Regions from separate parts of the Homo sapiens genome. Here region 1 is linked to region 2. A link is a loop called in an ENCODE intact Hi-C map of the cell type or tissue named here. Cell type or tissue: heart left ventricle. All regions are shown on one strand. Region 1 has its middle 16 kb from the start of IP6K3. Region 2 overlaps LINC00336 (long intergenic non-protein coding RNA 336).

What was found. Hi-C counts contacts between places; a loop is a spot of excess contacts. Peaks named below come from ENCODE experiments on the same cell type or tissue, not always from the same donor. Only the 100,000 strongest peaks of a DNase experiment are listed, where the experiment ranks them.
Region 1: a loop joins it to region 2, with 6 times the contacts of the local background. A loop is called at or near these places in 62 of 110 quality-filtered maps.

Annotation. Positions count from the first base shown.
Region 1 is chr6:33,760,408-33,765,407 of GRCh38, reverse strand. It overlaps a transcript of IP6K3 not described here. Among named protein-coding and RNA genes, the nearest start is that of IP6K3, 16 kb to the right of the region's middle. RefSeq lists an enhancer at 3,635-4,238. In heart left ventricle, a CTCF peak has its summit at 3,026 (motif pointing right); a DNase peak (open chromatin) is centred at 3,127; H3K27ac peaks cover 588 bases.
Region 2 is chr6:33,586,794-33,591,793 of GRCh38, reverse strand. It overlaps LINC00336 (long intergenic non-protein coding RNA 336), which reads left to right. Exons shown (of 2, transcript NR_027908.2): 2 at 3,924-5,000. It also overlaps the pseudogene GGNBP1. Among named protein-coding and RNA genes, the nearest start is that of LINC00336, 4.0 kb to the left of the region's middle. RefSeq lists enhancers at 1-546, 930-1,039, 1,530-1,599, 1,720-1,769, 700-1,899. In heart left ventricle, CTCF peaks have their summits at 1,763 and 1,970 (motif pointing left); DNase peaks (open chromatin) are centred at 1,475 and 2,003; H3K27ac peaks cover 2,499 bases.

The DNA.
Region 1 (5,000 bases), 170 kb before region 2:
TCTCAGAGCGTCCCATCCCACGCAGGGACTCATGTGCACAGCATGCTGCTGCTCAATGCAGGCCCTGTGTGGAGCAGGTGCCCACGATCCCCACCAGGATCTTTTTTTTTTTTTTTTTTTTTTCTTTTTTCTGAGACAGTCTCGCTCTGTCACCCAGGCTGGAGTGCAGTGGCGCGATCTCAGCTCACTGCAAGCTCTGCCTCCCGGGTTCACACCATTCTCCTGCCTCAGTCTCCCGAGTAGCTGGGACTACAGGCGCCCATCACCACACTCGGCTAATTTTTTGTATTTTTAGTAGAGATGGGGTTTCACCATGTTAGCCAGGATGGTCTTGATCTCCTGACCTTGTGATCCGCCCACCTCAGCCTGCCAAAGTACTGCGATTACAGGCCCCACCAGGATCTTGAAGGTGACTGGACAGGAGTGAGGAGCCCGGGCCAGAGAGAGGGAAGTGTGTGCGTGTGCGTGTGTGTGTATGCTCGCATGTAGGCACACTGACACGCACGCGCACGCCTATGCTCCAGCCACCCAGTGGGGGGAGGGGCTTCCTCTGAGACAAACCTGCTCCATGTACTTTATCAAATTTGCAGATGCCACACAGCTGGAGGGAACGATGGCAAATATGCCAGATGACAGAGCTGGGATCTAAAGAGAAGCTGACAGGCGGGAGTGATGAGGTAGATCTAATGAGATGAAACTTAACAGGGACAAACATGTTTATTTCACCTTATTTATTTACTTGTGTCCTGCCTCCATGTGCTGAGGAATTGGGAGGAATGAGGCTCACAGGAGGAAAAAAGTGAAACACCCGCCACCGTCGGGGCCACAGACCTGACTGCACAGGCCTGAGGTGGGGAGTGGGTGGGGGGCTGAGGTTGGTGTGGGCTTGGGGGTTTAATGATGATGGTCAGTTCTATGGGCAACAGTGGCTGGCAGGGGCTGGCAGGGGCAGGGTTGGTCTGCGGCTGCATTAATAAAGGTGTAGCACCCAGGCTGGGGAGGGCAGTGGGGGCTCAGGAGTCAGGGCACCTGGGTTTGAAGCCCAGGATCTGTTGGGCAGGGACACAGCTTCCTCCACACCCTGTCTCTCCTTCCCTGTGGCCCAGGCACCACCAGCCCTCTCTCTCTTTACACATCTCCCTTGCAAGTCTGGCCTGGGCCTCTGAGATCCCCCAAAGTGCAGGGAAAACAGGTCAGTTTTACAAGAACTTTCTCTCCACTCTCCCACCAAAGCTGACAAGGCCGGGCTTGAAGTTTCAGCAGCAGCTGAGGGTTGGGAGTTAGTTACGTTAGATACCTCTCTCCCTTCTGGAGGGCACCTCCCAGTTCTCCAAGGGGGTTCTTACTGGCCCTCTCTCTTGGCTCTGGTTGGGTAGAAGGTTCAGCAGGAAGATGGTCACTTGTTCTAAACATTATAGGAGGGAGGGTTAGGCTGGTTCTGAGGACGCCTAAGGGGGCAGGGCTGGGCTTTGTGAGTGAACACCTCTGAAAACAAACCCCAGCTCTACAGGAGGAGGAAGGCTTTGGGCTGCCCTAAGAGGTAGTGAGGCTTAGGTCACTGGAGGTATGTAAGCAGAGTTACATGGTCACTCGGCAGGGACGCTAGCCCTGAATGGATGGATAGAGCTGGATGCATGCACTGAGGTCTTGCCCTACACTGAGATAGTGTGATTCCAGGCAAGCTTTTGATGAAAGCTGGGCCGAGTTTCTCACCCGCAGGAATCCAAATCCTCCTGAATGTGGTACTTCTCCCTGGGGAGCTGTGTGCCTGGTCTCCGTGTTAAATTGAGAAATGGAAGGGGTTTGAGGTAGCAGCCAGGCTGAAGTTCCTGAGCATGACTGCAGAACTGTGGCCCTGGAGTGTGGCCAAGGGTCACAAAAGGAAGGGGGACTCCAGACCTCTGGGAACCAGAACTGCCCGGAGTCGTCCCACCCCTCATGCTCCCACACAGCTCCTCACTCCGCATGTGACCTTGTGCTCCAGGGAGGCTGGAACCTAGAAAGCCCCTCCATGCCCTTCCCTGTTCCTTGTCCTCTGAGGGGCAATGAAGTCTGTACCCCAGCCCTGCCCTCTCAGCACTACTGAGACCCCAAAAGAACCTGGTGTCTGCTGGGCAGGGCCGGGGCACGAACCTGTAGGAAGATGTCACCCCCATTGCCGCAGCCATGGTCATCTTGCCAAGGGTCAGTGTGAGAGCAAGCCCAGACCAGCCCACCAAATGCAGACTCCCGGGGCCCTGCCAGGCTCTGAGTGAGGACCTCAGGTCTGGAGGAGAGGGGAGCAGTAGGATCAGACCCCTCTTCACTGAAGACCCACTAACACCACATGCAGATATGACCCCATTATCCCCTTCCCTCCTTTTCCCTCCCTGTCAGAAGATAAGGAGGGAGGGGGCAGGTGGCTCACTCCTCACTCTTTGCTGTCCCTGGAGGGCTTCCAGGAGGCAGAGTCAATCCAGCTGCAAGGTCTGGAGGAGGAGGAGGAGTGAGTTCATGTTGGGGCCACAGGGCCTGGTGGGGAAATAAGAACCAGCCAGAGAGGGACAAGCAGATGGTGGGTGTGGGATGGCAGTGCCGTCCACAGCACAGCTGGCAAGGCCTGGGCCCTGGATTCCAATTCCAAGTTCAGTGGCTTCCTGACTTCATGGCTGGGTGGCCTTAGACGACACGCTTTCTCTGGGCCTCACGTTCCCATCTGTATAATGGGAATGACACAGGCACCAATCTCACAGCTGTTGAATGGATTAAATGACATAGTGGACAGCGCCTGGCACACAGACAGTATCTGTTGTTGTTATTGTTATTATGAAAACATGTGACTACAGACAGTATAACTAAGAATAACAGATAGAAGTAACTAATATTCAGACTTCAGCTAATGATAAAGAACTTTTCAGAGAGGCAGAAGTGTCTCTCACTGGAGCAGGCTGTGCAAGGTGCTGAGCCCCCTGTGCTGGGAGCATTCAAGCAGCAGATCCTTGTGGAGAAATGCCTGTGTGGGGAGGGTGTGCGAGGGTAGCCAGCAGGGGTCAGCAGTGCAGCAGGAGGGGAGGAAGGCCAACCTCCCTACCAGTTCTGGGGACAGGAGTGACACCGGGGTCAGGCTGCCTTGCTTCAGGGCAGAGTCCCCAGTCACTGGCCCTAAGCCCAGGCTGACAGCTTCTCACAAGTGTCATGCAGGGGTCAGGCCAGGGCAAGGACAGCAGCCAGGCTGGGCTGGGGCCACGGGAGAGGGGAGCTCTGAGGCCTCCAGTGAGGAGCCCCAGGCTGAACACACAAGGGCTCCGGGCAGGCTGTGGGGCTGAAGCAGGGTTGCTGGCGTCCCAGGAGACAGAGCTCTGGGTTCAGGCCCCCAGAAGGGTCACTCGTGTGGCCAACATGGGGCCTGCTGACCAGGCTCTCTGTGCCTGAGCCTCCCAGCCCTCTGTGCTAGGGCTGAGATCTTCTTCCCCTTCTGAGTGCCACACAGCAGGCTGCCAGGGTCCGTCGAGCCCCATCCCCAGCACTGAGCCCTCTCAGCTCCACTGGGGGTCTCCTGGGGCCAGGAGACTGAGGATGAGGAGACTGGGCCCTGGGAAGGCCAGGGATGCAACCCTGTCCCCAGACCCTCATCCCAGCTGGCTCGGCCAGACAGAGACACCCAGGCTTCTCCCTCTTTGGCCCTGCAGGCCTGCAGAGCATGGGGCCTGAGACAAGGCTGCCCTGGAGAGAAGGTGACAGGCAGAGTATGAAACTGTCCCCCACTCTGGAGAGGAGGGGAGAGCCTGATACATCCCTGCAGCCTGCCCTGGTGCACAAAGCCCCCAGAGCCTACTACTGGGGGCCCCAGCAGAAGATGAGGGGCTTATTGCTGCATCTGACTCTTGGAGGCTCCCATTCAGAGAGAGCAGCTGCATCCCCAGCGACTGAGGTGGGCTAAGTCCAGGTAAGAGCTGGCACTGTCTCACAGCTGTGGAGTCAGATGCAGAGGTGGCTGGGATGCCCTCTGCCCACTGCGGCCTGGCCAGCCCCGGCCCCTCAGGAGTGGGGGTGGATCTTTCCTGGCCTCCCCTGGGGGAGGCTGTATCAGAGCAGGGCAGGCAGGAGAGAAGGGGACGGGCTGAAGGCTCAGCAGAGAGGGCATGGGTCCCTGGCAGGTGGGCTACTTTGGAGCTTAAGGAAGCTGATGTCCCCCACCTCGACTCCCACCCCAGGAAATGCTCTGTCGAAAGGGGAGAGTGACCCAGCTGACAGTTCCAGGAGGGATCTTAGGGCTTCAGGGTGGCTCCAGGGACACAGGGGAGGTTCCCTGCCAAAACCAAGCCAGAGCCAAAACAAATAAAACCTCCCCTAAGAGGAAGAGGCCTGAAATCCCACCGTTAAAGATTCATTCCTTTAGCTTAACACTTTGTCCTTTTTAAAAATGCAAACCTCTCAGAGTCTCACCTACAAGTAGGTTTGTCAAAGGAGAGAAGAGGATGCGTAGTCTCGTGGTGAAGAAGAATGGCAGAGGCCCATCGAGAGAGCAGGCGGGGGCTCCCAGGACTTCCTTTGTGGGCTACACAGCTCTGGCTAACGGCCAGCTCTAAAAACATCTGCAGGGGCCCAGGCGCGATGGCTCACTCCTGTAATCCCAGCACTTTGAGAGGCCGAGGTGGGCAGATCATGAGGTTAAGAGATCGAGACCATCCTGGCCAACATGGCAAAACCCCGTCTCTACTAAAAATACAAAAATTAGCCGGGCATTGTGGTGGGCACCTGTAGTCCCAGCTACTTGGGAGGCTGAGGCAGGAGAATCGCTTGAACCCAGAAGGCAGAGGTTGCAGTGAGCTGAGATCGCACCACTGCTCTCCAGCCTGGCAACAGAGCAAGACTCCATCTCAAACAAAACAAAACAAACAGGAGAAGGAGGCTCTGAGTCTCCCCATTCTGTTCCTGTGTGCAGGGAGTGAACAGACTCACGCCCCTCCACTGAAGACACCATTCACACAGGCACATGCCCTCACATACACGTCAACATG
Region 2 (5,000 bases):
TCAACCCAGCTGAGTCTCTCCCCTCTGCCTCTCTGCTTTCCAGCTCATCTCCCAGTTGAGAAGGGGAGCAAAATCTCCGGTTTTGCCCTCCCTTCACCCTAGTGTAGGCCAGGCTGACCCCCAGTGACCCCAGACAGGGCCTGAGGCACCATCTCCCTGGGAGGTCTTGGCCAGGGGGCCACAGGAGGGGGATCATACAGTCTCCTGAGGTGGATAGGCCCACCTTTGGCCCTGCCCACATTTTCCTGGGACCACCCACCCTGACCCCCAGCTCCTAAATGACCCAACCCACTGCCTTCCTTTCAGCCACCACTGAGTCCCTAAACTCTCTCAGAATGGACCTGGGTGCCTCTTTGCTTTTGCCTTCATCCCACCTGAGATACAGTGAGAGAGACAGAGACACTGGGAGACATGGGGAGACAGGGCAGAGACAGAAACACACACACAGGGACACATTTATATACCAACAGGGAGAGACCAGGAGAGTGACAGAGATTTGGCAAGTCCCTTCGCAATGCTCCAAACCTCATGGACCCAATCAGGGCCACTGCCAGCCCATTGTCCCTTTTGAACAAGTTAGGAAAGGCACCCTCCGGGGGGATGCTACCCCTCCCAGGGCCTGGTGAGTGAGTGTGATGGGCTGGGCTTCAGTCCCGCTGGCCCTTCGGCCGAGTGAGTGTGCTGGTGCAGGAGGGGCCGTGGAAGCTGTCCCCAGATGTCTCTATGCAAGGGGGAGAAGGCAATGCTGCAATGCTCCCCAGTCCTCGGGCCCACCCCACAGGCCTGCCCTTGTAGTGTTCTCTGAGGCGTTTCAGGATCCCCAGTCCTCAGCCCCGCCCTGCAGGCCTGCGCCTGCAGTGTTCTCTGAGGCCTTTCAGGAACGCTTGGGCTCTCACCATTCTAGCCTTGACCCGAGCCCAGCCCTCTGCCCTCACCCACGGGGCCTTCCCCCACAGCAGGTCCTTGGGTCACCTCTGCCTTCACCACCCAGAAATGTCAAGCCAGGCCCTTCCGCAGAAACCAGCCCAGGACACTGTGTGTCTGGGAAGAGGCCCTCAGGCCTGCTCCAGCACACAGACCCCCTCCTGCTCCAGGGACAGCGCCAGCACACCACACTTCCCAGCCTCACAGACCCCCGCAGTTCAGAGGAATCCCAGGAGTGGACAAGAAGGTGCCATGGGCCTCACTGGAGAGACAGGGAAAATGAGGAACAGAGAGGAAGGGTGACCAGCCCAGGGTCCCACACCCCGAACCAAGGTTTCTGCCCCCCTCTGCCCCTCCCCCCTCATCCAGGTGCTCCCAGGGAAGCCCTGCAAGGCCCCACCCTTCCCAACAGAGAACACTCTGGGAGGAAATGATTAACAGGGCAATTAGGGCACAGGTGAGTCATCTGGTCACAAGGCTGCCTCCTGGCTGACTCAGGGGGGCAGTCCAGATGGGCCCTTCCACCCGGCCCCAGCTCGGGGTCTGAGTCAAGGACACCATGGGCTCTGGCCAGGAAGTCCAGGAGAAAGCCTTCAGCCCTCTCCAGGCTCCACCCACACCCTGCAGGCTGGGGGACAGAGGCAGGGACTCCCACCTTCACTGGGCTGGCCTGGGCCAGGGCAGGGGACCAGGCTGCTACAGTTTCTGTCTCCCCACGCCAAGTCTGTGGCCACAGGGCCGGCCATCCAACCAACAGCTGTTGTTATCAATCACCGCGATTACTAAGAATAGCCATCATGTTCTGATACTGAACTTCAGCTCTGCAACAGGCCTCGGGCTAGACACAGTGGGGACCCATGGGGACCATCAGACAAGCATCCATGGATAGCAGTCATGTTGAAAAGAGCTGGGGACAGTGAGCTCTTTTTCTCATACATCTGCTGAGGGGTCTCAGAGCCTGGACCCAGGCAGAAAGAAAGGAAGGAACGGGGGACCCCACAGGGAAGCCAGCAGGACCTTCTGGTGAACAGCACCTCCTGGTGTCCAAACTAGGCCTGGCCCTGCTGCCCATCTCATCTCTGGGAAGCCAGGTGTGTCGGTCTCCTTCCCTGGCCAGTAAGGCCCATCATTATGCACTCCATCCCAAGCCCACCCTTACTTTTGAGATTAGGCAACACTGGACACCAGGGACCCCTGGCTTACCCAGGCCCGCCCTCCCGAGGCAGATCCCCCATCCCAGGGCCTCTTTCCTGGCTTTGTCCTTGGGCTGGCTGGGCAGGAACTTCCTGCTGGAGAATTCCCGGATCCTCCCTAGGAGGCTGCAGCACAGCCTGGGAACTTAGGGAGGGAGGGAAGTCAGGGACACCCCTCCTAACAGGGGCACGGCTTGTGGGCAGCAGGGTCCCCTGGCACTCTGGGCCTTGGGTCCTTCCCCAGCCCTAGGTCAGGCCAACTAGACCTCCTGCCCTCTCTGCACAGATGCCCTGCTGCAACCCCTCCACTCTGCAGCAGGGCAGCCCTAGCAGCCCCATGGGCACAGACTGGGGACTAGATCAAGACCTCAGATAGACTGGGCTTGCTCCAGGGTTGAAGATTGGGGGTTGGGGTCCAAAGACAGCCAACAATGAGGCCAAAGTCAAAGCACATTTTTATTAATAACATCACAGGCCTGAGTTGGCTGGGTGGGATAGAATTTGGGGCAGGCCCATCCTACAGACACATGGACACTGTGTCTCAAGACCCGCTGGCCACAGGGGATCCTTAGATGTACCCTAAGAAAAGACATACTCCATGTACCAGCTCCGGGGATCTGGGCAGGGCAGACTCAGGGCCAGCACCGGCTTCACTCTGGAGGCCAGTTTCCCATCTCACCTTTCTCCTCAAGAAGCAGGCACTGGGCGACAGAAATGGGTGAAGGAAGATGCCTCAGTCTTCTCTGCACCTCATAACCTTCTCCCTGCCCCCAGAGACAAGCACCCGAGGACACCTTTCCGCCACCTCCCCTCGGCTGGCACAGCTCCACCAACCCTGAGCCACCTCCCTGCCACAAAATGGAGAATCCTTTCTCCTTCCAACTTGGGGGGTTCCTTGGAAGCCCCAGGAGTCAGCACCGCAGCCAGTCCCTCCCCTCCCTCACTTCTGGACACGACCCCAAGGGGGGTCTGTGCCCTCCCCTCAAGCCCAAGGTGGTGCTGCTGCTTCCTCCGTGCTCCTCCCTAGGTCTCCAGCATTCTCCAAAGGCTCGGGGGCAGCCTCCTTCCCCCTCAGCACAGTGTCCCTGAGGGCAGTAAGGGGAGATGGGAATGGTGATGAGGACAGGACCTTTGAAATGTTGTGCACATGTACCCTAGAACTTAAAGTATAATAATGAGAAAAAAAAAGAAGGTAATGAACCTAAATAATAATAAAGGTAATAGTAATAAGATAATAAACCTAACAGAAAAAAACAAAACACCCACTGGGGAAAGGTATTCTTAAGGCAGCTCTGTCCCCAAAGTGAGGACTGGGCTGAGCCCTTACTTGCCACCACCCAGAAATGACCCAGGCCTCTCAGCGCTACTCAGGCAACCCCAGGACTGTGACTCCTGGGACAGGGCAGGCTGGCTGGGGAGGGGATGAGAAGAAGGAGGAGGGACCAGAAAGGGCAGATACCAAGATTCAAACCCTTCGATGTGAAAAGACAAAAGTGAGGGGCTCTGCCAGGTGCTGACAACCTACGTGGCTGTGGATGAGGTAACACAGAGGCCTCCTGTGACATGGACATGCATGCGGGCTTGGGGCAATTAGAAGGATGCCCCTCAGTGCCCAGCAGGCATGTTTCTTTTTTTGTTTGAGACAGGGTCTCGCTCTATTGCCCAGGCTGGAGTGCAGTGACACTCTCATAGCTCACTGCAGCCTCAACTGCCGGGGCTCAAGTGATCCTCCCACCTCAGTCTCCCAAGTAGCTGGGACCACACGTGCACGCCACCATGCCTGGTTAATTTTTGTATTTTTTGTAGAGACAAGGTTTCACCATGTTGCCCAGGCTTTTCTCAAACTCCTGAGCTCAAGCAATCCGCCCACCTCAGCCTCCGAAAGTGCTAGGATTATAGGCGTGAGCCACTGCACCCAGCCCCAGGTGGCAAGTCTTTCTGATAGGCACTGCTCCAAAGTGAATCACACTGTGCTAAGCCCCCGCAAGGGAGTGCCTTTGCAGCTTACAGCTGCACACTCGTCATCTCAGGAGGTCCTTGCAACAGTCCCCTTTCACGGGTAAAGAAACTGAGGCCTCTACTCAACCTCACAGAGCAAGCTAATGCCAGACTAAAACCTCTGGCCTCCAAACCCCATGCCCTTTCTTTTTGTAAGCTACACAGACTGTCAGGGCAAATGTCCACTGGATAAAAGCATGAGATGATGAATGGACGGAAATTAACCAAAAAGGTCATCAACACATTTTCAACAGATCCATCAATGTGCACTCAAAGAAGCTGAGACAGGCCTAACCTTTAAAGGCTGATGTCAAGGAAGGGGAGCAGCAGGATGGTACTCGGTCTGACCCAGCGGGGTCGCTCCCCTGAGCCTATGTGTGTTTGGAGTGGACGAGAATGGGAGAGAGATTAGAAAAACAGCAGCATCATGTGAATTACAGATGCACAGGAAAGCTTACAGCCTGTCTAGACAAATTCACTTATGTTACAGATGAGGAAACTGAGGCTCAGAAAGAGGAAGGGACTTGCCCAAGGCCACATAGCAAAGGAATAGCAAAGTTGAGACAAAAATAATGGACATTGTGACTCTGAGTCAAGTGAGAAACAGAGAGACTGATGGAGAAGTGTGTGTGTGTGTGTGTGTGTGTGTGTGTTTATGTGCATGCAGTGTGCACTCACTCAGGGGGCCAGGGTCCTGAATTTAGAAACACTACCACCAAGAAGGCATTATGCCTACCCTACCCAGGCAGTGGGGGCTGGAGCCAGGGCCTGGGGGCTGGAACCAGGGCCCAGGGCCTGGAGGGGATGGTAAGCCTCCAGCCCCACCTTCTCCAGGAAGGGGTTGGTGGTCTGGCACGGGCCAAGCGTACCTGGCCATCCACAATG